7 separate regions of the Homo sapiens genome follow, and all the other regions are linked to region 6. A link is a loop called in an ENCODE intact Hi-C map of the cell type or tissue named here. Cell type or tissue: mammary epithelial cell. All regions are shown on one strand. Region 1 overlaps MYO5B (myosin VB). Region 2 overlaps LINC02837 (long intergenic non-protein coding RNA 2837). Region 3 overlaps MYO5B (myosin VB). Region 4 overlaps MYO5B (myosin VB). Region 5 overlaps MYO5B (myosin VB). Region 6 holds the start of MYO5B (myosin VB). Region 7 overlaps MYO5B (myosin VB).

Evidence for each region. A loop is a pair of places that touch in the nucleus more often than their neighbours do. Peaks named below come from ENCODE experiments on the same cell type or tissue, not always from the same donor. Only the 100,000 strongest peaks of a DNase experiment are listed, where the experiment ranks them.
Region 1: a loop joins it to region 6, with 9 times the contacts of the local background. A loop is called at or near these places in 13 of 110 quality-filtered maps.
Region 2: it touches region 6 in a loop (7-fold over the local background); 23 of 110 quality-filtered maps call a loop at or near these places.
Region 3: a loop joins it to region 6, with 6 times the contacts of the local background. A loop is called at or near these places in 4 of 110 quality-filtered maps.
Region 4: a loop joins it to region 6, with 2.9 times the contacts of the local background. A loop is called at or near these places in 6 of 110 quality-filtered maps.
Region 5: a loop joins it to region 6, with 9 times the contacts of the local background. A loop is called at or near these places in 48 of 110 quality-filtered maps.
Region 7: it touches region 6 in a loop (3-fold over the local background); 4 of 110 quality-filtered maps call a loop at or near these places.

Annotation. Positions count from the first base shown.
Region 1 is chr18:50,109,861-50,113,860 of GRCh38, reverse strand. All of the region lies in intron 1 of MYO5B (myosin VB), which reads left to right. Among named protein-coding and RNA genes, the nearest start is that of MIR4320, 15 kb to the left of the region's middle. In mammary epithelial cell, a CTCF peak has its summit at 2,298; no DNase peak of the experiment used is centred here.
Region 2 is chr18:49,509,057-49,513,056 of GRCh38, reverse strand. The region is part of intron 2 of LINC02837 (long intergenic non-protein coding RNA 2837); the gene reads right to left. Among named protein-coding and RNA genes, the nearest start is that of LINC02837, 12 kb to the right of the region's middle. In mammary epithelial cell, a CTCF peak has its summit at 2,228 (motif pointing left); no DNase peak of the experiment used is centred here.
Region 3 is chr18:50,079,103-50,083,102 of GRCh38, reverse strand. All of the region lies in intron 1 of MYO5B (myosin VB), which reads left to right. Among named protein-coding and RNA genes, the nearest start is that of MIR4320, 45 kb to the left of the region's middle. In mammary epithelial cell, no CTCF peak of the experiment used is centred here; DNase peaks (open chromatin) are centred at 1,712 and 1,972; H3K27ac peaks cover 1,560 bases.
Region 4 is chr18:50,141,932-50,145,931 of GRCh38, reverse strand. The region is part of intron 1 of MYO5B (myosin VB); the gene reads left to right. Among named protein-coding and RNA genes, the nearest start is that of MIR4320, 17 kb to the right of the region's middle. In mammary epithelial cell, a CTCF peak has its summit at 2,470; DNase peaks (open chromatin) are centred at 1,861 and 3,021; H3K27ac peaks cover 685 bases.
Region 5 is chr18:50,007,735-50,011,734 of GRCh38, reverse strand. The region is part of intron 4 of MYO5B (myosin VB); the gene reads left to right. Among named protein-coding and RNA genes, the nearest start is that of MIR4320, 120 kb to the left of the region's middle. In mammary epithelial cell, a CTCF peak has its summit at 1,771; a DNase peak (open chromatin) is centred at 1,724.
Region 6 is chr18:50,193,345-50,197,344 of GRCh38, reverse strand. It overlaps MYO5B (myosin VB), which reads left to right and starts at 2,198. Exons shown (of 40, transcript NM_001080467.3): 1 at 2,198-2,578. The coding sequence starts at 2,552. RefSeq lists silencers at 1,984-2,223, 2,284-2,523. In mammary epithelial cell, a CTCF peak has its summit at 2,057 (motif pointing right); DNase peaks (open chromatin) are centred at 2,214 and 3,904; H3K4me3 peaks cover 2,093 bases; H3K27ac peaks cover 655 bases.
Region 7 is chr18:49,898,422-49,902,421 of GRCh38, reverse strand. All of the region lies in intron 21 of MYO5B (myosin VB), which reads left to right. Among named protein-coding and RNA genes, the nearest start is that of SNHG22, 86 kb to the right of the region's middle. RefSeq lists a silencer at 3,649-3,943. In mammary epithelial cell, a CTCF peak has its summit at 2,311; no DNase peak of the experiment used is centred here.

The DNA of each region.
Region 1 (4,000 bases), 83 kb after region 6:
GCTAAACTTCCATGTACTTTAAAATAGCATTTGAGATGCCTGGATGATAAGAACAGCAGCCTGAGTCACTCCTGGTGAGCATAACAATCAAAGCCAGAAAGGGGAGTGGGTAAGAGGGGGCTCCTCTAAGCAGCTCTCACTGATGGACTCTGCCATGAGAAAAGACCCTCACACTAACTTCAACCCTTCAGGGCCCCACAGTACCTATCTTTGTGTAGTTGATGCTTTTTGGAGCATTCTTTAATGTACAGAAATAAGTTGCAATTTTGTACGTGCGCCTGATAATTACGAGGCCACACTTGATGTTCAGGCATAAAGAAAAGGAGATAGCAGCTTCCTAACTTTAATAATTAAACCATATCAGAGCAGTGTTCCATGGTCCAGCAATGTGTTTTCTCTAACGTTCAGTTGTCCCCCATCTTAACACAAATGTGAAATGTAGTTATCTGCCTCCAAACCATGGTGAGCCCTACAGTGCAACTGGCAAAAATGATCACGACAGCATCACAGGGAGGCATCAGTGACTCTTGGGAGGGAAGGCAAGGCTTTTGGTTTTATGTCAAAGCACCCCTTGATACTGCTTTAGGATGCGAAGCTTCCTGAGGGCAGGGAAGCCTTTTTGTCTTTTTTGTTCACTGTTTTATGCCCGGTACTTAGAACAATGCTGACTACAGGTACTGAGCAAATATTTTTTGAGAATGGATGGGAAACTACAGAAGATGCCTCCTCACACTCAGCAGTGTAGGTGGTGGGGACGGGCAGGGAATTGAGGCACACTTGAAACAGGTCTCAGGGAAAAACGATTAATTCTTGGAGATGAGAAAGTGTTCTAATTGTGCGTTATTTATAAGCAGGCACTCAACGTCCATGTAACCTTCATTATGTGGAATGATTTTAAAGTTTAATGTGGGTGACAGGATTGTGTGTTTGTGATTTAATGACTGTGTTGTGCTAACAAATGTCTTATTGAAATAAATGACCCAATTTTTTTTAAAATACGTTGCTGTGTTGAAAGTATAATAGAAAGCTGCTATACTGGATGTTACACTGCTGAAAATTGGTTCATTTTCACAAACATTTTGACAATAGGGATGTTACTGTCATTAGTCATTGTTATTTATTATAATTCATCAGTTACTGAGCTGCTACTGTGTACCAGCTTAGAAACCTTCAGTCCAGTAGGGAGTGACTTAATATAGTGGGGGTTTTCTTGTGTATGTACCAGAAGGGCCTGAGTTGCCTTGGAGCAGACAGAAAAAGGTTTTTCGTGGGGCATAACCAGTCTCAAGTGTCATGCACAATGCATGCTCAAAGGCAGATAGGGCTGGTGGTGCTCAGCTGGTTAAGGCGCCATGGGGGTCCCATGCGGCCGTCTTTGGAGCCCCATTTGGGTGTGGGCAGGTGGGTGGGTGGCTCGGCAGGAGCCTTGCCTTTGCCTCTTGATGGGGACGTCTTGGTGTTGATGCTTTGCTGCTCTGATGGGCCAGTATTGTTGGGTACGGAGGATTCCATATTTATCCTTAATAGCAGTGTTTCTCAAAAGGAGCCCCTTGGAGCCGTGATGCAGTTGCTTTGTTGGTTCGCTACAGTTATGGATTCCTAGATGTAGCCCAGATCTCTCAGGAGTGGGGCTTCAATTCTCTTTACTATACTTTTTCCCTACTCAATATTTAGGAGGTTTGCTCTCTCGTTTCTGTCCTGTTGCTTCTCCATTGCCACTTCCTTAGAGAGGCTTTCTTTGACTACTCGATCTAATATAGCTCTCTTCCTTTGCCCACTTGGGTTGTTTCCAAGCCCCTTACCATATTTACTTTTCTTCATAGCAGATGTCTCTGTATCTGGTTTTGCCTGTTTCCCCCACTAGGATGTGACCTCCATTAGTACAGCGATCTTGTCTCTTCCTTCTCTGCTCCAGTGCTCAGAGCTTGCCTGGCACATAGTAGGTACTCAGTAGGTGCAGTGCATTGAAGTCTCCAGGTGACTCATGTGCTCAAGGTGCCTTATAGGAAGAGGGGATGAGTTGATAAGAGGCAGAGTCTTCAGAAGTTCAAAGAAATGAATGAAAGGGCTAAGACTTAGAAATTCCAGTCCCAATGTTCAGTTAGTAAACGTAGTTTTATTTTACCTTAATGAGATCCCTTTATCAGCATAAACTGCAGAGAATTTAAGGACCTTAATAACTACTGGTTATAATTGCAAAAGGTTCTGCAAACATACAGCAATAAAAGCAACAATAACCATTATAGATCTCAGTTCATGACTGACCCCTTAAGGAAGATAGGGTTTTAGCAGGTGCCTGTTTCTTTTGAATTCAGTCTTATCTAAATTTACCCAAGGAACATGTATTTGAATGAGAGATACAATCTGGAGAATTTGCCCCAGAACTTTCAAAGAGAATGAGAACCAGAAGGATCTGTTTTTCTGCCTACTAGTTTAAATTATAATCTTGACATGGGTGTGTATCTTTCAATCTGTGACTGTCTAACAAAATAATTTACTATTCAGTGCCCTTTGCAGAGTAGAGATTTTGTAGTTTTATGAATAGAATTTACTTCTGTGAGATAACTGCAGTTTAACTTTTTGACACTAGCAAAAAATGCTACAGATTATAAATGATGGCAGTGCAACCCTCAGTGCTGGCCTCATTACATACCTCTGAATTACCAAGGCATCAACATTACTGAGTTGACACAGCCTCTGTTCCCACTCTAGTAATCTTTGAGCTAATCTGAGCATTATCCCTTTCTTCTTTTTTTGCCTATTTGCCATTTCCTTAATATAGTCTCCACCAAAGAATGAAAACGTTAACCTTATGAGAGGGGAATTAAGTGACTTTCTGAAGAGAAATCTCAATGGTGTTGAAATCTTATCATTGTGAACATTTTAAAGTAGTTTTATCTGCTGCTCTCTGTTTATGGTACACTATGATTGCAGGATCTTCTTCTGATATGTTTTGTATTCAGTAAGGCATTCTTTGAATCTGTAGGTGTTTGCCTGCTTTCTCCTTTATCTAATTTTTATGCTTCTATTTTTATTTTTCTAACAGACTCATACTCTACCTTGTCTAGATCTTCTAGGTGGTTTATAGCCCTTAAACTCATCATTCTCGCTAATCCATGCTACAGACATATTTGGAAATTGTTTACTAATGAATAAAATTTGGTTCCTTAACTTCCGTCCTCAGTTGGCCCTATACTTCAACATTCTGCATTTATGGAGTGTGATTGGTGAGTTTCAGTGACATGCACTCAGGGATAAAGAAAGCACATTTAAGAGGAGAGGCAGGAGGGATTCAGAACATTGCTTTGGAGCTCTACAGACCTAGGGTCAGATCCTGGCTCTGGTACTTTTCAGTAATGTGTACTGGGCAAGGTGCTTAATCTTGCCAACCAAGTACCCCACTTTCTTCTTGTATAAAATGAGAGAAAGCACTATCTTCCAAATCCTTGAGTGCCTATCAGCTGCTGGGCATACCTGGAGCAAATGAGGGAGGAAGGTGGGAGGGTTTAGGCCACAGAGAGCTTATCTCATGGTGAGGGAGATAAGCAGGATAAAGTATTTAGGGCATAGATGCTGTTGTTGCCAGGAGAAGAAAATAAAGCAGAGAAAGGAGACATGAAATGGGGTGAGGGAGGTGATGGTGAAATTCGAGGCCATGCAGAGAAGTTCACGTTTGGCCAAACACTTGAAGCATTTGAGGGAGGAAGCAGCGTGGATATCTGGGAAAAGAACATTCCAGACAGGGAAAGCAGGTGCCCAGGCCTGAGGCACAGCAGGCCTGGTGATTTTGAGGAACAGCAAGGAAGTCTATGGCTGGAGCTGAGTGAAGGGAGTGGGGAGAGAGGGTAGGATATGAGGTTAGAGAGGTGAGAGAGGCCAGACTGGGTAGGGCCTTTGAGGCTGCTGCAAGGGTTTGACTTTCGCTGGGATGGGGAACCCGTGGAGGATTTTGAACAGGGCAGTGACATGATTTGTTCTTGTTCTCACATGGCTTTAGGCC
Region 2 (4,000 bases), 680 kb after region 6:
TTTTTTGAGACACAGTCTCACTCTGTCACCCCGGCTGGTATGCGGTGGCATGATCTCAGCTCACTGCAACCTCTGCTTCCCGAGTTCAGGTGATTCTCCTGCCTCAGCCTCCAAAGTAACTGGGATTACAAGTGCATGCCACCATGCCTGGCTAATTTTATATTTTTAGTAGAGACAGGATTTCACCAGCCTTGGCCTCCCAAAGTGCTGGTATTACAAGCATGAGCCACCACACCTGGCCTGGATTGTCCAGTTTTCTTCTTAACTAGTTAAATATAATCTTTTTTTTTTTGAGACAGGGTCTCGCTCTGGTGCCCAGGCTGGAGTGCAGTGGTGTGATCGTGGCTCACTGTAGCGTTGATTTCCAGGCTCAGCGATTCTCTCACCTCGGCCTCCAGAGCAGTTGGAACCATAAACACGGGCCAACAAACCTGGCTATTTTTATTATTATTATTTTTTGTAATGATGGGATCTCGCTACATTGCCCAGGCTAGTCTCCAACTCCTGGGCTTAAGCGATCCTCCTGCCTCAGCCTCCCAAAGTGCTGGGGTTACAGGCATAAACCACCATGCCCAGCAAAATCTTATCATGTATTAACTTTTTAAAAAAATCTACTCCTGGCCAGGTGCAGTGGCTCACGTCTGTAATCCCAGTGCTTTGGGAGGCTGAGGCAGGTGGATCAGTTAAGAGTTCAAGACCAGCCTGGCCAACATGGTGAAACCCTGTCTCTACTAAAAATACAAAATTTAGCTGGGCGTGGTGGCAGGCGCCTATAATCCCAGCTACTCGGGAGGCTGAGGCAGGAGAATCTCTTGAACCCAGGAGGTGGAAGTTGCAGTGAGCTGGGATCATGCCACTGCACTTCAGCCTGGGAGACAGAGTGAGACTTCGTTTAAAAAAAGAAAAAGAAAAATCTACCCCTGATAATTCCCACCTATTGGATTTAGTTCTGCACCCTCATCCATGCTGTGATCCAAGTCCCAGAAGACTGTCAACGTGGATCCCACTCCAGGGTCTTTTCTGTTCCAGGCCAAACATTCCCAATCTACCTAGTAATACACTAATTACAAGCTGCAAATCGGACAGGCCTGGTTTGAAATCCCTTGTCTACAACTTTATGCCTAAGTACCCTTGGCAAGTTACTCAGTATTGCTTATCTTCATTTCCCTCACCTGTGTAAAGGGAATAGAAATGCCCACTCCAGGCCAGCCGTGGTGGCTCACGCCTGTAATCCCAGCACTTCGGGTGGCTGGGGCAAGCAGATCACTTGAGGTTAGGAGTTCAAGATCAACCTGGCCAACATGGAGAAACCCCCTCTCTACCAAAAAATACAAAAACTGGGCTGGGCGCAGTGGCTCAGGCCTGTAATCCCAGCACTTTGGGAGGCCGAGGTGGGAAGATCATTTGAGGTCAGGAATTAAAGACCAGCCTGGCCAACATGGTGAAACCCCATCTCTACTAAAAAATACAAAAATTAGGTCGGGCGCAGTGGCTCATGCCTATAATCCCAGCACTTTGGGAGGCTGAGGCAGGCAAATCATGAGATCAAGAGATCAAGACCATGCTGGCCAACATGGTGAAACCTCGTCTCTACAAAAAATACAAAAATTAGCTGGGTGTGGTGGCACGCATCTATAGTCCCAGCTTCTTGGGAAGCTGAGGCAGGAGAATCACTTGAACCCAAGAAGCAGAGGTTGCAGTGAGCCGAGGTCATGCCGCTGCACTCCAGCCTGGTGACTGAGCGAGACTTCGTCTCATAAATAAATAAATACAAAAATTAACCAGCGTGGTGGCGGGCTCCTTTAATCCCAACTACTTGGGACATTGAGGCAGGAGAATCGCTTGAACCCATGGAGGCAGAGGTTGCAGTGAGCCGAGATCATGCCACTGCACTCCAGCCTGCACGACAGAGTGAGACTCCGTCTCAAAAAAAATTTTTTTATATATATATACAAAAAATTAGCCGGGCATGGTGGCACATGCCTGTAATCCCAGCTACTTAGGAGGCCGAGGCAAAAGAATCACTTGCACCTGGGTCTTAAAAGAAAAAAAAATTGCCCACCTCAGAGACGTATGTCAGACAGACTCCAAGATGGCCCCTGCGGCATTCACCTGCTGGTACTCATTCTCTTGTGCCACCCTGGGGAGCAGGGACAGGGTGCTCCACGCACCCTTTGCCCACAAAAATGATGGGGGAAAGCTTCTTCCGACGCTGAACTGGTGCCATCTAGTGGCCCATGGTGTCCCTCAGCCACTCCACCACAGAAATGAAGTTTTTGTGAATAGTAGTATTTAGGGCTTCTTTCCGGACTAACCCTTGGCAATATCCAAGACAAGTTTTCCCATAATTTTGGTATCCCTTTTCTGAAATTCTCTCCCATGACAGGCAGGTGTAATGGAAAGAAAGCAAACAGTGTCAGGCTCACCTAGCTCTATGCATAATGCATCCCCAACCACTTACTGCCTGTAGGGCCTTGGGCAAACTACCAAACTTCCCTGAGCCCCAAGTTCATCCTCTGTAAAACGTGGGTCGTACAATCCTCCTTACAAAGTGATTCTGGGAAATATGTGGGAGGAACCATACCCAGTGCTCAACATGCAAGTAGATGCTCACTAAATAATTAGCTGTATTTTCGTGTCTTCCCCTTTATCATCGTTCCATCCTATCTTCTCTCTGGGCTCCAGAATTACTTTCCATTACCTAAAATATTCATTGACACTAAGAAGCGTGAGACTGAATGTATTCCTCTCCCCAGGAACACAAAGGATTCATGCCAGGAGGCCTGGGGTTCCGTCCTGCTCCAGGTCTGCCATTTACTGGGTTAGTTAACCTTTCTCGTAACACAAAAATTGCGTTGTAAAGATTATTTGATTTAACAAATGCGAAGTAACTCACATAAAATAAGCATTCAGGCCGGGTGCAGTGGCTCATGCCTGTAATCCCAGCACTTTGGGAGGCCAAGGAGGGCGAATCACTTGAAGTCAGGAGTTCGAAACCAGTCTGGCCAACATGGCGAAACCCTGTTTCTACTTAAAAAAAAAAAATACAAAAATTAGCCGGGCATGCTGGCGTGCACTTGTAATTCCAGCTACTTGGGAGGCTGAGGCACTTGAATCTCTTGAGCCTGGGAGGCGAAGTTTGCAGTGAGCCGAGATCATGCCACTGCACTCCAGACTGGGAGATAGAGTGAGACTCTGTCTCAAAAAAAAAAAAAAGCATTCAATAAATATTAATATTCATTCCAGAAATAGATGAATTTTACAAGAGGAAAGATGGAAGGAGGCAACTCTAACATAATTAGTCACTGGTGGAATTTTAGAAATGAAGTCAGATATCCAGGCACGAATCGTATCTAACTGCATTGCCGACTCTACATAGGTATGTTAATCCCAGTCTCATTGTCCCCTTCAAGTTTTTAGAAGAGTATTTGTCACTGGGTATGTAGAGCAAATCAACTCTTTAATAATTGTTAGTACAAAGGAGTTAGCACGTTGAAAAGAAATGGAACATGGTGAAGAGGAGGACGGGGAAGCGGCTGACTGCACATATAGACAATGCTCACGCAGCTGAACCATCATTTATTGCCAGGGCATGGTGGTTACTCCTGACTCTGTCCATCACCCAGGGTCCCAGCTGGAAACAGAATTCGCCAAGTGTAGCTCAAGTGAAAAAAACCCTAATGAAGGGACTCCCAGTAGAGGCATAGATAGAGTTAAGGGAGCAAACAAACAAAGACTGGTCACCTTCCCTTGGATAGAGGAGGAAAGGAGAAGATGGAGCTACTAGAGCCCGGTGAGACCTGAAATCATAGAAGAAGACCACCATCGGGAGCAGGGATCATGGAGGAAACAACTAGTGTCAGATTCTCCATTGCAAGCAAGAGACAGCCCTGGACTTTGGAGATTTTTGTCTGTAGAATTTTCCCTTGTGTGTGTGATTAATTTGACTATTTTAAAAATTTTTTTAATTAACACATAATAATTATACATATTTATGGGG
Region 3 (4,000 bases), 110 kb after region 6:
AAAGCACTTACCTAAGCTCTACAAGCTGTTCTGGTAAATTACTGAGCCTGAAGAAAAGGGTCATGGGAACTCCCGGAATACAGGTGGGAACCTTAGACTTGGCACTGGCAGTGGGTATGATCTTGTGGAACTGGGCTCTTAATCTGTGGGGTCTCCAGGTGGTTAGTGTTAGAATTGAATTTTAGGAGGAACACCCAGTTGATGTCTGGAGAATTGGTTCTTGGGTGGAAGAAGCCCACATATCTGGTGTTAGAAGTCCACATATCTGGTGTCAGAAGTGTTGTGAGTAAAAACAGTTCTTTGCCTAAACTGGCTGTTTTCTTCCTCAAATTTGCAAGTCTTTCCCTTGTATTAAGGTGGTACCATTCATTTTTTAACTGAAGTAAAATAAGCATGCGTTGTCTAATGGTCTTAGCTCCTAGGAGGGACAGAAGTTGGAAGGGATATCCATGAATAGAATTGAGGTCCCAATCCTACAGTTAGTATTAGGCTGCACATTCCCTTGAGGTAGGAAGGATTGGGTCTCACAGTATGTTGATGACATTGGTATATTTTATCAATCCGCAGATAGCCTTTGCTTTAAGCAGAGGAAACACTTAGGTTCTAGACCTGAATTGGTTTTAAACAATGACTTCTGCATGTTGATAGCTCCTAATAACATGGAATATCCTTCTAAATTTTTCTCTGTTCACATATTTGGAGTTTTAAGATGTGTTTTTTCACTAGAAACAATCTTTTTGCAGGTCACTGTTTCCAGGTCAACCTGTTGGTCCATAACACACTTGAGCTTATAATATTCATAGTATAAGGCTGAGGCCTGGATCCTGGAATCCAGTAACCACAGGGAATAGGATTTGGTCCATGGTTTAGTGAGGACTTATGTCTGGCACTTTGCCTGCCTCCTGTTATATTTAACCCTCTCTCCAACTCTCCTCCAGCCCTTGGTACCATTGTGGGCCTTAAGCCCCATCACACTTGAGGCTACCTTAATCTATGATAAAAAGACATTTCCTCTTAGCTGCCAATCTCAACTGTTTTTCTGCAGATGGCACTGAACTGACTTTTATGGGTATAAATACTAATATATCATATTTCTTTTATAGGTGTATTTTCACTTTTAGAAAAGAATTTTGTTAAACCAAACAAATTACTTCTTGGTAAAATTTCAGGTTCCATAACCAAGAATTTGGGAAGTGTGGAATATGAATTGATGAGGCAAGAAAGACCATCAGGCTAGCCTCAAACCCTTCTCCCCATCCACAGTTGTCTTTTTGTATACAATTGTGAATTCCTCAATTGTGGGCTTTATTTTTTTTTTAACAAAGATTACAGAGCAGAGGGGTGGAATAGAAAAGGTTGCATGTGTGAATCAGAATGTTGAATGTTAAATGTTACTTGGACTGAAAAAATTTTCCCAGAAATAATACTTTTGTCCCCATATAAGCCTTTTTGTCCCAGGACACCTGATTTATTTACTATGACCAAAACCAAACACAAAACACTGAAATCAGCCCCAAAGTATGGCAACCCTTTATTTGGGAGAGAGCTTTTAAATTGTATTACAGTGCAGGGATTGTGTACCTTCACAATGAAGATGTTTCTCTCTCATAGTGTTTTCCTCCCTTTTCCCACCACCTTTACAGTAGCTGGTGGATGAATCACCTGTGTGTAGAGTGTATGAATCAGCTGAAAGAATCCCGAGCCCTCAGTTAGCTTTTGTTGGCTGTTAGCTGGTTATTTAAAAATAGTAGGTCTTTGTTTTCCTAAGGGTTGGGCAGCCTCCCATTGGGAGCATGGGCTTGGAGGGTCCTTTTGGCTCTGGGAACAGGTCATCTTTGGTCAGCCAATCCTCTGGTGACTTTAGGAGATAATTCATTCTGAGGGCTGCTGGCCACAACAGAAGGACCCACTGAAGAGGTTGACCTAAATCCAGGCTTTGTCAACCTTAGGAGAGGTGAAGGAGGAGGAAGGGAAAGCTGGTGAAGTCACCTGAGAAAACAGAGCAGATGCTTTCTTGGAAGGTGTGTTTGAGTCTCTGGTGACTCATAACTTTATTCCAAGTTTAGCTTGCTACTAGCGGCATGAAAATATATATATTTTTAGATTCCACCTCCTAGTCATATTTTGGCTTAATGATGAAATTCAATATTTTAAAGAAACACCCAACATGAAATGTGGAACCTCCCAAAGAGTGGGACGGGCTGGCAAGTGACTTAATGATGAAAGACCCCTCCTATGCCTTCTTCCCTGCTGCATGAACACCTCAGCAACCTGGATGGAAGGGCCGTGCCCCTGTGCTTATTTTGAAGTTCTCTTATGGGAACTTGCTTCATCCCAGCTTGTCCCATCCCAGCATGGCAACCTGGCACCATCCTTCGTACATAGCAAGTGTTGTGTAAATGTTAATTGTTTAGTATAACTCCATTGAGGCTCTTGATTCAATAGGCTTTTTCAGTTTGTCCCCCTTCCTGTTGTCATCATCTAACTCAAACAGCTAATACTTGAGGAGGCTTCTGGTGACTGTGGATGGCCTACAAGTGGCATGTGGCCTCTTGCCAAACTGTGACTCTTGGGGGCAGCTGTTGGGCAAGTCGCCATTGGTTTCCCCCACATGCTGTATAAAAATGTCTGCCCTTGGAATAACATATGTCAAGAGCATTGAAAGGATGCAGGGAGAGAAATTGGCGTAGAGTGAGGAGAGGCTCGCCTGTAGATTTGCTTTCAGGGAGGTAGTTGCTTTGATTGGCTGCCCTGGAAGTGAGGGCAGCACCTCCCCGCACCCCACAGATGTCCTCCTTGAGCCTAGATGCAGATCCTTTAAGAAACTGTGTCGTTAACTCGACCTTGTCACTAATACCAAGTTGCTGTAGTGTCAGTCTGCTCCCAAGGGCTTGCTGAGATATTTACTCATAGTTCCTTCTCTCGTGTCTTTTTAAAGCGGTACTGGTTGATGGGTTGTTTCCTGAGTCCAGAGCTTGTTTGGGATGATGAAAATTCTGGACATGGACAGTGGTGTTGGTTGCACAATAATGTGATTGTATTCAGGGCCACTAAGTTGCACATTTAAAAGTGGCTAAATTGTAAACTTTATATTTACCACAATTGAACTAAAATTGTGAAAATGACACTGGTAGCAGGAGCAGCCCCTCCCCATACTTGTCATCTCAGGCATCTGAGTTGTGACTGAACAGCACCATTGTGCTCCTGTGGCAACAAAACCCCTCTGCCCTAGGATAGACTACGCTGGCAGAATTAAGGAGGGCAGGCAGGCAGGCATTCAACTGGAGACGGCCCAGCTGGGCTGTTGCCCAGGGGTTACATAGCAGATGCTTTGCCCTGGACTTGGACAGTCTGATTCCGCTGCTACAGAGGCTCCCGCCCATCCCATGCCACCTTTTGCTGCCAGCTCCCTTGAGACCTGGGCTTCTTCCAGGAGCTGGAGAGTGGCAGGTGGCTGTGCAGAAGAGGAGTCAGCCATTCATAGTCATCCATTCATATTCTCCAATGCCAGTGAGACCAACAGGTATTTGAAAGGGAATGTGATTTCTGTATCCCAGGGTTTGAGGGAAGGGCTCTGCCTCAAGGGGGGAGAATTTGAGGAGTTTTATTTTGGAGCACTCTGTCTTTTAAGTCGAAGTGTGAGAGGGAGGCAGTGGTTGGTCCAAGGACCAAGGGGTGGATGCTCTCATCCCCATCTTCTGATACCTGGAGAGTGTGGGACAGCGTTCTGTGGAGGAAGAGATACCACAAGTTAAGTGTGGTACATTTTCCTAGAATATGAGTTATGAAAGATTCTGGGGGAGACAATATAGACACACATGTGGTGAGGGTGTAAAGCAAGACGGAAAATTCTCTAACTTTCTTGAACTTTTTATTGAAGTAAGATTTATATCCAGAAAAACACATAAGTGTATATCTAACTTAATGTATTGTCACATACTGAACCCACCGATGTAACTAGAACCTGATCAAGAGACAGAACTTACCAGCATCCCAGAAG
Region 4 (4,000 bases), 51 kb after region 6:
TCTTCCATCAGTGTCACAGGCACCAGTGAAGACCAATGGTGTAAACAAGTTTGCAGGCTTAATGAGAACAACTTTTGAGTTTCTAAAACACCTCATTAATGGAAAACCATCCATTTTTTCTGATATACTTTGGTATCCCTCAAATGACATTTTTTTTCCTTGTTTGCAGAAATCTTTTCTGGGACAGCCAGTGGTAGGTTCAGTTCCAACCTCTTTTGACTTTTGTTAGAGCTGTTTGAATAATCTTTTGAGAGATTTTGTTGTTGGTTGAATACTTTTTAAAAAACTAATGGAAAAATATACTTCTTATGATGAATGAAATACATGTTTAAAGTCTTCCCATCAGCATTTTTAATTTAAATACTTTGCTTTTGGGGATGCTCCTGAGAGAAATTTTTTTTTTTTTTTTTTTTTTTTTTTTTTTTTTTTTTTTTGAGATGGAGTCTTGCTCTGTTGCCCAGGCTGGAGTGCAGTGGTGTGATCTCAGCTCAATCTCGGCTCACTGCAAGCTCTGCCTCCCGGGTTCACGCCATTCTCCTGCCTCAGCCTCCCGAGTAGCTGGGACTATTGGTGCCCACCACCACACCCAGCTAATTTTTTGTGTTTTTAGTAGAGACGGGGTTTCACTGTGTTAGCCAGGATGGTCTTGATCTCCTGACCTCGTGATCTGCCTGCCTTGGCCTCCCAAAGTGCTGAGATTGCAGGCATGAGGAGCTGCACCCGGCTGAGAATTGCTGCTCTTAAAACTTCTATAGACACCCAGAAGTAGGTCACTTTGGATTCCTTCTAATTTTTCCATTTTGGTGGGAGTGGTAGCCTCAACTTCCTCTGTGCTGAAAAAGGCATGAAAATTCCAGGCAGAATGTTTCTCCTGAAGGGAAGCACTGAGTTGTTGCCTCTCCCAGAAGTTACCTGTTTTAGGGTAAATAGGTGATTGATTCAAGGCCTGTATTGAGCCCTGAGTGTCCCCAACACTCTGAGGGATTTGAAGAAGTGTGGGCATGAATCCTGCTGCCATAACTTGTTTTTACCTGGGATTTAGACTCAACCACCTGTGCATGTGAAGTGATCTGGGGGAGGGGTGGTCTTCATCTTTTGAAGGGCCTGGAAGATGTGGATGAACTGTGTATACCTATTAGGTGCTATGTTAGGTGTGGCAAAGGGCCTTTCACATTCATAATCCATACACTTCTTCCTGTAGACTCTTACTGGTATCTGAGTTAATGTTTCACTCAGTTGGAATATCAGCATTTTCCTTCATCCCAAGCAGTGCTTTATATAAACCCTGAAGAATAAATGTCTTTCCCTAAGGTCTTTTGGGGGTTATTTCCAGGTTAATTTGCTACTGTTCTGTGTATATGTAGCTCATGGAGAGCATCTTCCAGAACCTCAGTTATATTTTCCACTGAAGTCCTGTTTTTGGATGGGAGAGTGAAGGGGGACTGTCAAAAAGGACTGATGTTGGGAAAGTTCTCTGCCAGAACCCTGCCTATCCTCTTTTAAGTGAAGGGCAAGCTCAAACCAAAAAAAGGAGGCAGACCAACCCCTCCTGGTTGGGAGGCAATTGAAGACTTTTTTTCAGAGGGATCATCCATACAAGGCAGTCTTGAGTTGGCAGCAAGATGAGGTAGGTCTTTATGCGTCCAAAGCACGCCTGTCTAGTCTTCTATACCATGGGAAGAAAAGAGAAAAAGTTACTGATGCTGTGTCAAGCCATCTGGTTGCTTTCTTAATCTATTCCTTTCTACTTAAAGGGATTGTTTGGGTTTCCTACAATCTGGTTAATATTTCTAAGGGGGGTGGGGCAGAAGTGGTTACCTTGATCCTCTGGTCTCTGTGTTCTGTGACTCACTGTGATGTTACATGCCCAGAAGACATTTTCACAACACCTGAGTGTTCAGTGCAGCTTGCCTCACCAGCTTCCTCACCATAAGACAAAGCCTTTGGATAAGAAGGTGATAACATTCTGTCCGGCTAGATGATGAGGCCCTCCAGAAAATGGATATTCCATGCATATGGTGTGCTTGGCCCTAAGCAAGACCCCTGTGAGAGCAACGAATAGGGCAGAATGTGCTTGCAGGTTGCCAGATGGATTAAGGCAGGTGCGTAGGAGACAGGACAAGCCTGTACACAAATTGTGTGTTGCACGCCATGTTCTGACCTTCTATTGCTGCCTTTCATGGTGCCCATCCGAACAACATCCTGTCTATATAGATAGCCTCTAAGATATTTTTTTCCTTAACAAATGCCTGCCTTCTATTCCTTCTACCTGTAGTCATTTGGGGGCTTTCTAAATCTCTGGCTATGTTATAGAACTTTTTATTCTTCCTTATTCCCAGCCTTCATATATCCAGATAAATATTGGTGTGATTAGTCACTGAGAAGCCTTAGACCCATACAGATCAACCGCTCTAATGCCCCATCCTGTGGCTGGTGTCAGCCGGTGCTGTTCAACAACTCCTAAATACAGAATGCTGCGGTTGCTGAGCCTGTGGGATCTCACATTGTTAGAAGGTGGTTCTGCTCTTAGTAACTGAGGGGGGCCTCCTGGGTCCTGCCTACTGACTCCACTTTCTGCCTTTGGAGTTAAAAGAAGCCTATTTTATTCTACACAGCTGCCCTTCATGTTTTTCAAACAGATAACATCCTTTCCAAGGCTTCTCCCAGCTAAATAAATGTCCAATCCCCTCTTTCTCTTGTAACAGACCCCTTACTACTCTCTCTGTCCTATGAGTACTCACTAGTTTGTCAATGACCTTCTTAGTGTGCAGTGCTCAGGGTTAGATACAGTTACTTTGATGGATTGGAATGAGGAAGATAAAGCTTAATAGAAACGTTAAATGCTTCATTTAGATTAAAAATATTTGACAATGTAATTACCACATTCCCCTTGGCTGGACAGAAGTCTGTGTGAAGAAGTGATGGCGTTTTGGTTCAGCTCACAGTGAACTCAGTTGGTAATTCATCAGGAGTTTCTGTGATTCATACTCTTTCCATTCTTAGGTGTTTTCCTATCGTATGTCTGCTGGCACTCATCTTCACTGTGATTTCTTATGACTGGAATGATGCTGTTGTGATTTCACATGGTATGCCTCGGTGCACTTGAATTTGCAAATCGAGGCAAACCTGAATGCTGTTGTCATTGTTAGACTGAGGTTACCCTTTAAGCTCTTGGTCCAGCTATGGCCATTATAATCTTAGGCTGTAATGGTCTTTTGAGGGTGGGGGTTGACTACTAGCCACCTGTGATGTGGACTGGGGAACTTTGGTGCCCACACTACAGAGCAAGGCAGACAAGTGAAACTGAAACAATTAATTCTGCAACTATTCCATGTTACTCTTTGAATTCAGAAGACATCCCCTATATACCTTGGTTTTAAAATGACAACACAAACCCCCCATATTCCCAATCAGATCCCCTTCAGCCCTTGTCAGAGACGTAGATGAGGAGATTCCTACTTTGGTTGGGAAGTGGATGCAGTAGTTGTTTGGTTGCTCATGAATATCTGGTTCCCTTTCTCCTGACCACTTGGTAGAATTGCACTTCCTTACAGTTTAACTTGGACATGACCATGGGATTCGGTTTGATTAAGGAAATATGAGCTGAAGCCACTTTCATAACATTTCTGATAACACATTTTGCCAAGCTCTTCCTTGCCTGCCATGGTAACCAGTACTGTTCTGGGAGGGTTGCTCCGTCAACCTGAATTCCAGAACCCCCAGCCAGCCCATGATGAACATGGAGCAGAAGCCAAAAGCAGACACCTTGTGTGTGCCAGTGAAATGTTGGATGGGGTTTGTGACCACAGCAGAACCCAGTTGATCCTGACAGATGCATTAGATTGGTGGGCTTCTAGGTTAGCTTCTAGAAAAGCAGCTGGAGAATTACTTGGTTGAATCAGAGTAAAGAAAGTCTCATTGGTCCTAGAAGCAATAGCAGAATTCCCAGAGAGAAACTATCCCCATTTTGAGGAAGAAATGGTATGTGGATGATTTTCTC
Region 5 (4,000 bases), 190 kb after region 6:
TGCTGTGGTAGCATCTAGGAGGGAAAGGAGGAGGAACAGGGCTTCGTGGGGTGGATTAGAAAAAAATTCAAAGCAATACAGCCAGCTTGGCCTCAAGCAGTAAAGGAGAGAAAGGTGTCACGGGCAGTTCCCAGATTCCCTGCTCATTGCTGAGCCATCCCTCGGGAAGGCAGGATGAGGAACAGATTGGTGGGGAGCTAAAGAGCACTGTTTTGGACGTGCAGGCCTTGGAGCGCCTGTGCACCTTCCGCGTGTAGTTGTCCAGTGGGCAGTTGAGCATATGTGTTTGGCTCTCAGAGGAAGTATCTGGGTTGGGGAAATACCAGTGTGGACAACTTGTGGGTAGCAGTTATAATCACAAAGGAAGAGGAGATCACCTCAGAGGCCACCTGGAGAAGTGAGGAACGATCTGTCGCCCAGGCTGGAGTGCAGTGGCACGATCTTGGCTCACTGCAACCTCCACCTCCCAGGCTCACACCATTCTCCCACCTCAGCCTCCCGAGTAGCTGGGACTACAGGCACCCGCCACCACGCCCGGCTAATTTTTGGTATTTTTAGTAGAGTCAGGGTTTCACCATGTTAGCCAGGATGGTCTCGATCTCCTGACCTCGTGATCTGCCTGCCTCGGCCTCCCAAAGTGCTGGGATTACAGACGTGAGCCACTGCACCCAGCCACCATGATGCCCTAAATTTTAAAAAATGTATGGATGAAGCAGTATCTATCAAAGGAAGAATACAAGACTTGTATCTTACTGGTGGCATGCCAAAGAGACAGTGTGGTATAGAGAAAGAGGATGGGTTTTGGAATGAGGGACTCACATGCACCTGGCTGAAATGCCAGCTGTACTACTGGCCAAGGAAAAATCATTTTATTTGAATATACTTGAATATACTCCCTTGCTGCAAAATAGTTTCCAAGAACAAGTGAAATAAGTGAGTTTGAAAAGTGATGTTTATTTGGTCTGACAGGCTACACATTCTATATGTGTATATCATAGTTCACCCCTAGCTAATGACAACATTAGAATAAGTCTGAAAAGCATAAAATCACAGGAAACACGTGCCTCTGTTGCTCACTTTCATCTAAACCTGCAGCTTTCTGAATTCCAGTGTATTTTGGACATTAGCAGTTCTATAAACTTCAGTTGATATAGAATGTATCATACAGCTCCCATATAACCTGGATCTGGAATCACAGAATATAGGAGTAGCAGGAGATCCTAGGGATAATCTTCCAGACCCTTATTTTAAGAGCAAGGGAATTGGCACCTTCCCATTTACACCGAGGAGTGCCCTAACCAGTGCTCTGTCTCCCTCTGTCTGGCCTGTCTGCCCACGATGGGGTGGGCTGGGTGGCACTCCCCGGGTTCTTTCTGTGATGGTATCTCATCTGAGATGGAGACAGCCCTGCTTGGGAATAGCCAGCAAGAGGAAGGGACAGATTCATTTCGCTGCTGCCTATATCACACTACACCTGAGAGGCTTATAAATAGCGCTTAGCACTCCAAGGGCCACTGTTTAACTGAAGTGGGAAAATGATATTGGATATTAAATGTACTAAGTACTTATCTCTTACACTATCAGAAGGTTCATTTTCATCTTACCAAGTAGGCACTTGGGACTCTACCTGCCAAATGCCAATTACACAGTTTCCAGTGAATATTCATGACAGCCTTCCTGAATGGCTTGGTTTCAGTTCTGGGCTGTGGCTGAGTGGTGCCCTGGCCTGGTAGGGAGGGTATGGTAGAGTAAAATGTCACCACCTGGTGGCAGACTGCATGAGGACATCCCTCTGCCATTTTCACCCCAGGAACCCAGGACCTGCTCAGTCCTTGGGCCTGGAGAACCCCTCACACAAGTGCCCTGCCTCCAGGTGCCTGAGACACATCTCCTTCCCACTTTCAGGCCTGGCTGTCTTGTTGGAAGGGTTTGTAGACTCTCTTGCTTGGAACATTCCGGCCCAGCCCCTTCTTGCAGCAGAAATGTTATTTATAGTGTTCCCAACTTTGGGAGGAAGCCCTTGAATGTTAGAATAATTGTAATTATATGGCTCTGTTTTGAGCCCAAATCTGACTTATGGTAGTTTTCCATATACCTTCTCACCTGACTTGACTGCTATCTTAACCTACCTCTGCTCCCCAACCTTACTTTTCTCTCCCCACATAACCTTTCGTTCCCCGAATCTGATTTTTCTTTCCACTGGAGTCTTCCTCCTATCTAACTTCCCTCACTATAATAGGTTTTTTATATTAATATAGTTTTGTGTGTTTGTATCTCTTAGTATTCTGTTGTTTCATTTCGCTTGTTTGAATTTATCATGAAAATATACCATATTGAGTTGTTGTTGTTGTTGTTGATTGAGACAGTCTTGCTCTATTGCCCAGGCTGGAGTGCAGTGGTGCAATCTCGGCTCACTGCAACCTCCGCCTCCCGGGCTCAAGCAGTTCTCCTGCCTCAGCCTCCCAAGTAGCTGGGATTACAAGCACCCACCACCACACCCAGCTAATTTTTGTATTTTTAGTAGAGATGGGGTTTCACCATGTTGGCCAGGCTGGTCTCAAACTCCTGACCTCAAGTGATCCACCTGCCTCAGCCTCCCAAGGTGCTGTGATTACAGACGTGAGCCACTGCGCTCGGCACATATATACTATTATCATTTTAAGTCACCATTGTTTCCAAGATTCATTGTCACTGTATTTTTCTACCCTGTCTTCCAAGTATTAATACTCTCCATGGTACTTATACAAGTATCTTTGTTGGACAGAAATTATTTTAAAATTCTATGTATTCTCTAGCATAGTCCTTCTTTTTAAAAACTATTGTCGGTGATCTGTGTTTTGGTGATGGTGTTGACTATATGATTAGAGCATGTAGACACAGACAAGAAGCAGTAGACTGATTATCCCATTAGTGAACAGAATATATTCTGTTGACACACCTAAATCTTCAGATGATTTGTCACAGAGGATGAAATGATATAGAGGGGCTTCATGACCGGTTTGGAGATGGGATGTCCTTTCTGTGGTGGCTTGGCAAGCCAGGCTTCCCCTTCTTCCTGTTTTGCAACCATAGTGTGTGTTGGGCCTAAGTGAGTGTTGTTCCCACCTCTTCATCCTCTCAGGGAGTTTCCAATTCAGGTAAATAGAGTTGTACCTGTCTGAGGCTCAACTCCCTCCCATTCCCCACACACACAAGTCAGTCCCCTTCCTGTGGGTGAATCATGGAAGGCTGAGCATAGGGCAGGGACGACAAAGTTTGCAGGCAGTAACTTGTACAACTCGAAGGGGGCTCCAGATGGTGTGCTCAGCCGGTACTGCTATACATAACAGCCCTTGCTGAGGACTTCCTCTTAAAATCCAGGTGCCAGACCACTCATCCAAGTCCTTGTATGTGAGATTGACCATCATAGGATTTAGGTTCTAGTGGGGAGACTAGGGTGGGAGGAACACTAAGTGGATGAGGAAAATGTTAGTACACTGTATAGTGAGTGCTATGAAGGTAGGATGGTTAAAGGTGGGTGGTGGGGGCCTTCTAGAGAAGTGATGTCAAGCCAGCCAGCACTGATGACCCCAATACATATTTAAACTTACACTGAGGCTAAGTTTATTATGGAGGGATTTGTTAAAGGCTGCTTTATTATACAGGAAGGAGTGTAATGGTAATACAGAGATACAGGAGTATAATGATAATGCATTATCCTGTATAATTCCACCAGCATAACCTGGTGGAAAATTGTGCAAGGAGATGGAAGCCTGAGTTTGAATCCGGGCTCAGTGTCTCACTAGCTAAGGAATTCTGGGTGCATCATTTGACCTTTCCAAACTTCTATTTTCTCTTATTTAAAATGGGAAGAATGACATCCAGTGATCTTATGAATCTTAAGCAAAGTCTATATACTAAGAGTCTCATAAACCATTTGAGCATGATGTAAATAAATGGTTAGTTAATTACATTAAACAGCAGTTATCGATGAGCTGCCATAAGGCAGGATGTGATTGAG
Region 6 (4,000 bases):
CCCATGCTTCACAGTGATGAGGCAATTTCAATAGGATAGGTCTGAGTGGAAGCCAAATAAGAAGAAATTAGAACAGCAACATTTATTTATTTATTTATTTATTTATTTATTATTTTTTAAAGATGGAGTCTTGTTCTGTCACCCAGGCTGGAGTGCAGTGGTGTGGTCTCGGCTCACTGCAACCTCCACCTCCCAGGTTCAAGCGATTCTCCTGCCTCAGCCTTCCAAGTAGCTAGGATTACAGGCATGCGCCACCACGCCCAGCTAATTTTTGTACTTTTAGTAGAGACGGGGTTTCACCATGTTAGCCAGGCTGGTCTTGAACTCCTGACTTCAAGTGATCGGCCCACATTGGCCTCCCGAAGTGCTGGGATTATAGGCATGAGCCACCACACCCGGCCAGAACAGCAGCTCTTAAACTTGGCTGCCATTAGAACCATCTGGGAGCTCTTCAGAATCCTTTCACCCAGGGCAACACCCCCCAGACAAGTTAAATCAGAATTTCTGGGAGTGGGAACCAGACATCCACTTGTTTCAAAAGTGATTCTGATGTGCATAAAGTGTTGAGAATCAGAGAATTAAGGAGGTACTGGGCGTAAGTGGAGATAGCTAAATAAGTGAAGCTACTGCTTTAAGAAGTTTAGCAGGAGAGGAAAACACAAAAAGCCAGGGGCCAGTGGAGAGAGGAAGAGTTGCTGGTAGAGAGATGGGACCACTAATGGTGGTGGAGGAAGAGGCCAGGATCTAGGCAGGACTGATGACTTTCTTATTCAAAAAGGGGAGAATCACCTGGAGGCAGAAAGAACAATGAGTACTGGCCCCACACCAGAGTTTATGGTTCAGTAGGTCTGCAGTGGAGCCCAATAACTTGTATTTCTAACAGTTACCAGGTGATGCTGATGGTGGGCGTGGGGGGTGGGGACACACTTTAAGAGCTACAGGAATCCGGGGAAGGGAAATATGCAGAAAAACTTTTGAGGAAGAGAAAAAAATCCCTTTCTGCTCTTGCCACTGATGTGAAGAGTTCCATTTTTAGGTCCAATGAGAGCCGCCCAAGCTTTGGTCAATGCATTTGTCACCCTGGAAGTACCATCCTTTAGACTTTCAGAGGAGCTTTAAAAATTGGGATACCCAGGTCCCATCCTTCATTATATCAGAATTCCTTGGGTTGGGGCCTCTTCCTTGGAACGCTTAAAGCTCCCCATGTGACTCTCATTGTGGAGGTGCCCATGGGAAGGCCTGCACAGGTGAATTACAACGGGATCTTGAGTTCCAGGTGGGATGCCTCTGAGAATCACCTTCTGGGGCTCTTGAACAACTGCCCCGGCTGGTACAGATATATCTTCCGGTTGAGAACCACTTTTCAGGGGCCACCCCTGGGTCAGGGACAGATGTCAGCTTCAGAAGGGAGTGTCTCCTCTGACAGCCCCTCGTCTCCCTCCACAGACTTCTGGCAGTTTTTTTTTTTTTTTCTTGGTTGAAATTTCTACTTTTCACTGGAAGTAGGAGAGGAGCTGAAGTTGCTGCAGGCAGCCAAGTGCCATGGTCAGAGAGGGAACACAAATAAACGAGGTAGTGAGTGGCAAAAGGACCCGGAGTCTGCATGTAGACGAGACGGGGGTTGGGAGAACGTGAGACTTCCCGGAAAAGCAGAAGCCCTCTGAGATGAGTGGCCTGGAGTCTCCTTGGAGGCTGTGGGCGAAAGTGGACAATATTTGTACAGAAGGAGTTACGACTCCCACTTTACTGACAAGGATTTCCGCGCAGAGAGTTCAGTTTGAAGGAGAAGATCCCTGGTGTATGTATATCCAGGTCGCCTTAATAACGATCTACGAGTAACTGAATTTTAATCATGAAAGCGCTGAATACAGCCAGGTAAAATCGAGGGCAATGTCTGGGGCCTTCCAGCCATAGACGCTTCTCTTTTTTCCCCCCTCTCTGGTTAGTTCCTCTTCCCTTTTCTTGTCTGCACCGCGTTCATGCCGGACTCCGCGGGGCCCGGTGCGGGTGGAAGCGGAGCGCGGCAGGGCAGGTGCGGGCGCCGGGGCGCACCTGTGCCTGCGCGCGCGCGGCGTCCAGCAGGGGGCGGCCCGCGCCGGTCCCGGAGCTCCTCTCTGAGCGCCCCGCCCCCGGCCCGGAGGCCCAGGTGGCAGCGGGGGCGCGGGAGGGCGCGTCGGGCCGGGCACCGGCAGGGCTCAGAGGCGCGGCGGCGCACGGGCCGTCCGCTCTGACGCGAGCGGGTCCTCCCTCCTCGCCGGCCCTCGCCTCCTCCCCACACCTGGGAGGGGAGTGGTGCGGCGCGGCCTCCTCCCCCGGCGCTCGCAACTCCTGTCCGGCCGTAGCTGCGCCGCCGCGGCGGGAGTAAAGGTCGCGCCGCCGGGAGCGAGCCGGCCGCGGCGCCTGCGGGAAGCCGGCGGGGCAGGTCGGAGAAGAGCGAGAAGATCGAGAAACTCCAGGCCAGCCCGGGAACATGGCGCCAGGCGGGCCAGCCGCGGACTGAGAGCCGCGGGGCAGCCAGGAGCCGGGGCCCGAGCCCCGCCCGGCCCGGGCCATGTCGGTGGGCGAGCTCTACAGCCAGGTGAGCGCGGCCGCGAGGGAGGCGCCCCGGGGCCGGGGTGGCGCGCTCGGGGCCACCTAGTACTCAGGGTCGCCTTCTCCCTCGGCTACTGGAGGCGGGAGGTGACGGGAGACCCCCCTCCGCGGTGTCCTCCTCGTCACTGTCCTCGGAGTCCCTAACTTCGGTTGGCGGAGAAAGTTTGGCGGTTCCGGGAACGCCCGCACTGACCGGCCACCCGGCTCCTAGAGGTTCCGCAGCGCCACGGCTCAGCACCAAGCCAGGGCTGTCGCCCCCTCCCCGCCGCGCCCCTCACTTTCGTTGCCTGGGCTCGGCTCCAACCGAGTTCCCCGAACGGCAGGGCGACCCTGCCAGCTCTGAGCGCCGTGCGCGGGACGGGCCCCCGCGGTGCTCCCGCTGCTGTCCCCTGTCCCCGCCGTGGACCCCACCCCAGGGGCTCTGCGGCGCCGGCTCTCGAGGGCGCGCCTCCGAGGCGTCCTTTCCTCCCGCATACCCACAACAGGGAACCCTGGACTTGGGAGAGGTGGGGGTTCTGGACTTGGTGGAGAGGGAGGAGACAACCTGGCGTGAGGGCGCGGCGGCTGGATGGAGTGAGGGTAAGCAATGGGTAGAGGGGTGCGCCGTTATCTCCGGAGACCCCAGGGAAGAGCATTGTGAATTTGCTGGGGATGGATGTTTTGACGCGGCCTCTTTGGTACAAAGAGGGCTTCAGTGACTGCGGGGAGGGGGTTGGAGTAAAGTCGAACCGGGAGCAGGGTGTGAGTTTCAGGATGCCTTCAAGGTCAGAAGGGATGTGTGAGGCTGGGTGCTCCGAATCGGGAACAGGTGCAGCCCGGGCGGAGACGCCCGCGTTCCGCAGCAGTTGCTGTGGTTAAAGTTAGGGACAAGCCACCGCTTCCAGGGGAGCTCGCGGCAGCGCTGCAGCCGCCCGGGACCCCTCGAGTTTCAACCTGGAGTCAGTAGTGAGAGGGGCAAAGGCCTTTTCTTCACATGTGCCCTATGCACCTTTAAGAAAACAAGTTTTGGATAGTCCAATGCCTGGTTTTCCTGTTCGTCTTCTTGGGTGGCCAAAACACGTTTAACAGTGCCTATGCACACGCCTCCATGCAGAGTTGTGTGTGCGTGTGGTGTCCACGCGCGTTGCGTGGGTATGCGATTCCCGGGACACCCGCCCGGGCCAACAGGTCTGGGCTGGGTAGGAACAGTCACTTCCGCGTCCTTACCTGGCGATCACACGCGGCTGTCTAGCCCATGTGGGAGCCCTTCGGCTCCGTGGGCTGGCCACCCTTCTAAGTTTGAGGAATTATTCAACTCTCCCATTCCTCCTGGAGGGGAGCAGGGCCGGGATGAGTTCATGCTCAGGAAGGTGGCCGCGGAGGCTGTCACCTGGCTGGGGGTGGGGCCGCAGCAGCCTCAAATACAGCT
Region 7 (4,000 bases), 290 kb after region 6:
TACCCTCAGCCCTGGGATCTGTGAGTGTGTTACCTTATATGGCAAAAGGGACTTTGCAGATGCAATTAAATTAAGAACTGTAGGATGGGAAGAGTATCCTGGGTGAGCCAGGTGAGCTTGATATAACAGGGGTCCTCCTAAGAGGGAGGCTGGAGGATCAAGTTCAGAGAAGAAGTGATGACAGAATCAGAGGTGGGAGGGATGCAGGCAGCCTTGAGAAGCCAGAGAAGACGAAGACATGGACTCTCCCCTAGAGCGTCCAGAAAGAATGCAGCCGTGCCAACCCCTTCAGACTCCTGACCTCCAGAGCTGTAAGATAATGATTTATGCTATCTTGAGTCATAACTTGGTGGTAACTTGTTGCAGCAGCAATAGGAAACTGACACACTAGCCCAAGGTGCTGGTGTTTTGCCCTTGCAGGGGTGACATAGGGTAATGCAGCAGCAGCTGGTGTGCATGGAGGGCTTGCTGTGTGGGGTATGGGGCTGGCGCTTTGACTGGAGTAGCTTGTCTAATATAGCGGCCCTCCTACGGCAAGTATTACCATCCCCCTTTTTGTACAATTGAAGACACTGGAAGGGCACATGGCATCCTAAAGTCACACAGGTGGCAGTGGCAGGGCCGAGGTTTGAACCCCAGCTGTCTGGCTCCAGAGCCCATGCTCTGCATCACTTTGCCCTTCTGTCTCTCTGTCTGCCTATCTGTCTGTCTGCCTCTTTTGGAAAGAGTGTTTGCTTTGGAAATCAGAATTCAGTTCTTCTGCTTAAAAGTTGAGTGGCTGATGTGACTACTCTGAACCTCTTTTCTTATCCATAAAATGGGGCTGACAGGGCTGAAAGAAGAATAAATGGTCTAATGCATATGCAGGGCCTGGTATGCAGTAGGAGAAACTTGAAAAATGGTTAGCACTCTTATTTTTAAGCTTTGTCCTCTTTCTACCCTGGCCACCTTCCCATGTCAGCCAATCAAAGGGGTAACAAGCCATTGATTAAATATCCCTGTAGGGGGTTGGGTACCGTACAACGTAGTACAAGAGATTCGAGACAAGCACAGAACACTCAGCTTTGTCTAATGGAATAGACGAGGCTCACATGTATGCATGCACAAACCTGGACCCCCACTTTTTGGTGGCCCACATGGCCAGTCCTCCTTCCCTTCAGAAGACCTTTATTGGATGCCTGGCTGTTTCAGGTGCTTTGCTGGCCTTGCTGGACAGAGGATGGCTGTGACGTATGTCGCATGCTGTATCATAAGGGAGGAAATCGCATGCCAACAGGCTGAACAGCATTGATCCTAAGGATTTTCCAAGCACCTGCCATGTGCCAAGCTCTGCGATATGTGTTTTGTGTTCACTCTTATTTGATCTTCATACAATTTTGTGAGATCATTTTGTATATGAGGAAATGGTGGGCCAGGGACATCAAGTCCCTTGCCAAAGTCACATAAATAGAAAGTGCTGGGACCAGGATCCTACCCGAGCTCTGATCCCACAGCCATAATGGGGGCATTGCGGGTTTTTTAACCCCAAACATTACTGAAGGGTTTCAGTCCTTTCCCGTGCATGCCTACTGCTGCGTTTGGCTCCCAGAGTTGAATGGAGGCCCACTGTTACTTTGTCCATGCAGGGTGTAGAGGTGGCCACAGAACCAGGCTTCTGAGGTGCCCCAGAGGGTGCCTCCTAGGGAAGGAAAGGACATGAAGAGTGTGTGTGGCATGGAGAAACAGAATTTTAGAGTGGGTATGGCTTTGTAAGTCATTGGGATTTAATGTATCTATTCTATACTGGGCATTTTTAAAGCTTCTCATGACCCAGTAGGGCAGGAAAAAAGCATTTTACACCTAAGCCAGCTGCCCTGAACAGGAGCCCAAAAGTGGTGCAGAGATAGCAATAGAATGCCTCTGTTTCCGTGCTCTTGCAAAAGACAAGGCTTTCTGAGAAGAGACTGTCACTGGGTGTTTCTCTGTGTTAGTTCTACAGGGTGCCTTGTTTGGCTTGGCTCCTTACTGGGGAAGCAAAGCAGAGAGCCCAGGCACAGGGTGGGCACAGGGCTTGTGCCTGCCCCTGGTCAGCCTGCTGTGATACACCAGGTCAGGGAGGAGGGCACATCCACTCAGAGGGAAAAGAGTGCAAAGGAAAAGGTCTGCTGTCTGGCACTGGCCCTTTGAAAAACACAAGCACAAAGCATGCCAAGGTGGCAGTGGCTATTGTGGCTGTTGACAGGAAGAAAAGACTTGCTTAGTCAAATGTTGTGAGTTAACCTTCCAGCCAGAGTGCAGTCTCAGGGATGAGTAGGCATTGACCGCTGCACCCTGCTGGGAGCCCTGTGTACATGCTGGCTCCCCCAGGCCTTGCTTTCCAGCCTTGGGGCTCTGCATTGGCATTGCTGATTTCTAAAGTTAACTTGAGAGGATAAAAATAAATCTAGCATTTTACAATCCACGTGCTTGAAAAATCAAAGAAAAGCAGATTTAAATGGCCTATTTAAAAAAAAAATAAAAAAAGCTTTTTGCCTTAAGCTTCCTGCTTGGCAAACATCTGTGAGTGGTGGCAGGTGTTAGCTACCCTGGGCAGGATGCCCTGTGTGTAGAGGGTGATCAGAAAAGACGGGAGGAGTGGATAAGCTCTTGCTTTCTTGTGCCCTTGCCTGCACTACCTGACTAGGCACGCTGTGCTCTTCTCACGTATTAACTCATTTAATCCCCACCAGAACCCTAGGAGATAAACATTAATATTATTCCCATTTTAAGGATGAAGAAACTGAGGCACACAGAGGTTAAGTAGCTTGACTGAGGTCACACAGCTAGTAAGTAGCATGGCTGGGATTGAAACCTGTCAGGCTGGTTTCAGGGTATGTTCTGCCACCTCTGACCAAGCTATAAGATATTTAGCTATTGGGAGACTCTTGGAACATGTCAGGAGAACTCCTCAGTCCAAGGGAGACTCTTAGCCTTAGTTTGGGTTCATGCTCATACAGATAGCATTGTCCTTGCTTGGGACCGGCTGGCATTTAAAGTGGGGAGTGTGACCCAGTGTCAAATAACATGCTTGACACTCTGTTACAAGAGGAAGCATTGACATAATCTCCATTAGAGCTCTATATAGGGGCTTGTTTCATTGCAATCTCTTAGCAGATGGGGCCAGCTGTTTGCAAGTGAATTTTTTTTTTCCTATAATTCCTGGAGACAACTTAGGCAGTGGTCCTCTGGTCACACAAGGTTTCTAAGCCAGAAGGGGAGGATCTGCGAACACCAAGGACACCACAGGTGAAGGTGTCCCAAGGTATTTGTGAGAACAGCATAGGGAGTAGACAGAGTGCCCACTGGACAGAGGCCTGGGTTCTGTCTCAGTTGTATTCACAACCAGAGCTGATAGCTTGGAAATGATTGGGGCTTTAGTTCTTCCAAGGGGATTCGCCTGAGATCTCTAAGGTAACATCTAGCTCAAAAATTCACTGATAACCATGATCTGGCTAGAGTAGGGTTCCTATCCCCAGACTGTGCTCTAGAATCCCCTGGGGAGCTTTTTTCTAAAAATGTATCCTCACTGCCAAGAAGTCAGTAAGGGAGGAAACAAAGATAAAACCAGGGTAAGGCTAGCACCCAACATTCATATCCTAAGGCCTTGTACACCCACCTGGAAAGAAAAGATGCAAATTTGGCACCAAGTTTCTATGCAAACAGTAACAGGAAGAAAACTGAGTGGCTTGAGAGTTCTTAATAGAAAAGAACCATGCAGTTCAAGAGGATTTGGAGCTGTCCGTGGTGCTGACTTGTTTTTCCTGTGGGCTTTCATAATCTGTGACGTGACAAGCCACATCCTTCACCATATCCTACGGTGATATATACAATGCTGGTTCTTGAGACCATTTCTTGCAGTGTCCCTGGGATAGGCTGTGGTATGACGTCATTCAGTAAAACGATGTAGTCCGTGAACTCGGCTCTCTGCCAGCCTAACTTTAGTCAAGCACACATTTAGAGTTGGCCAGTTTAACTTACAATT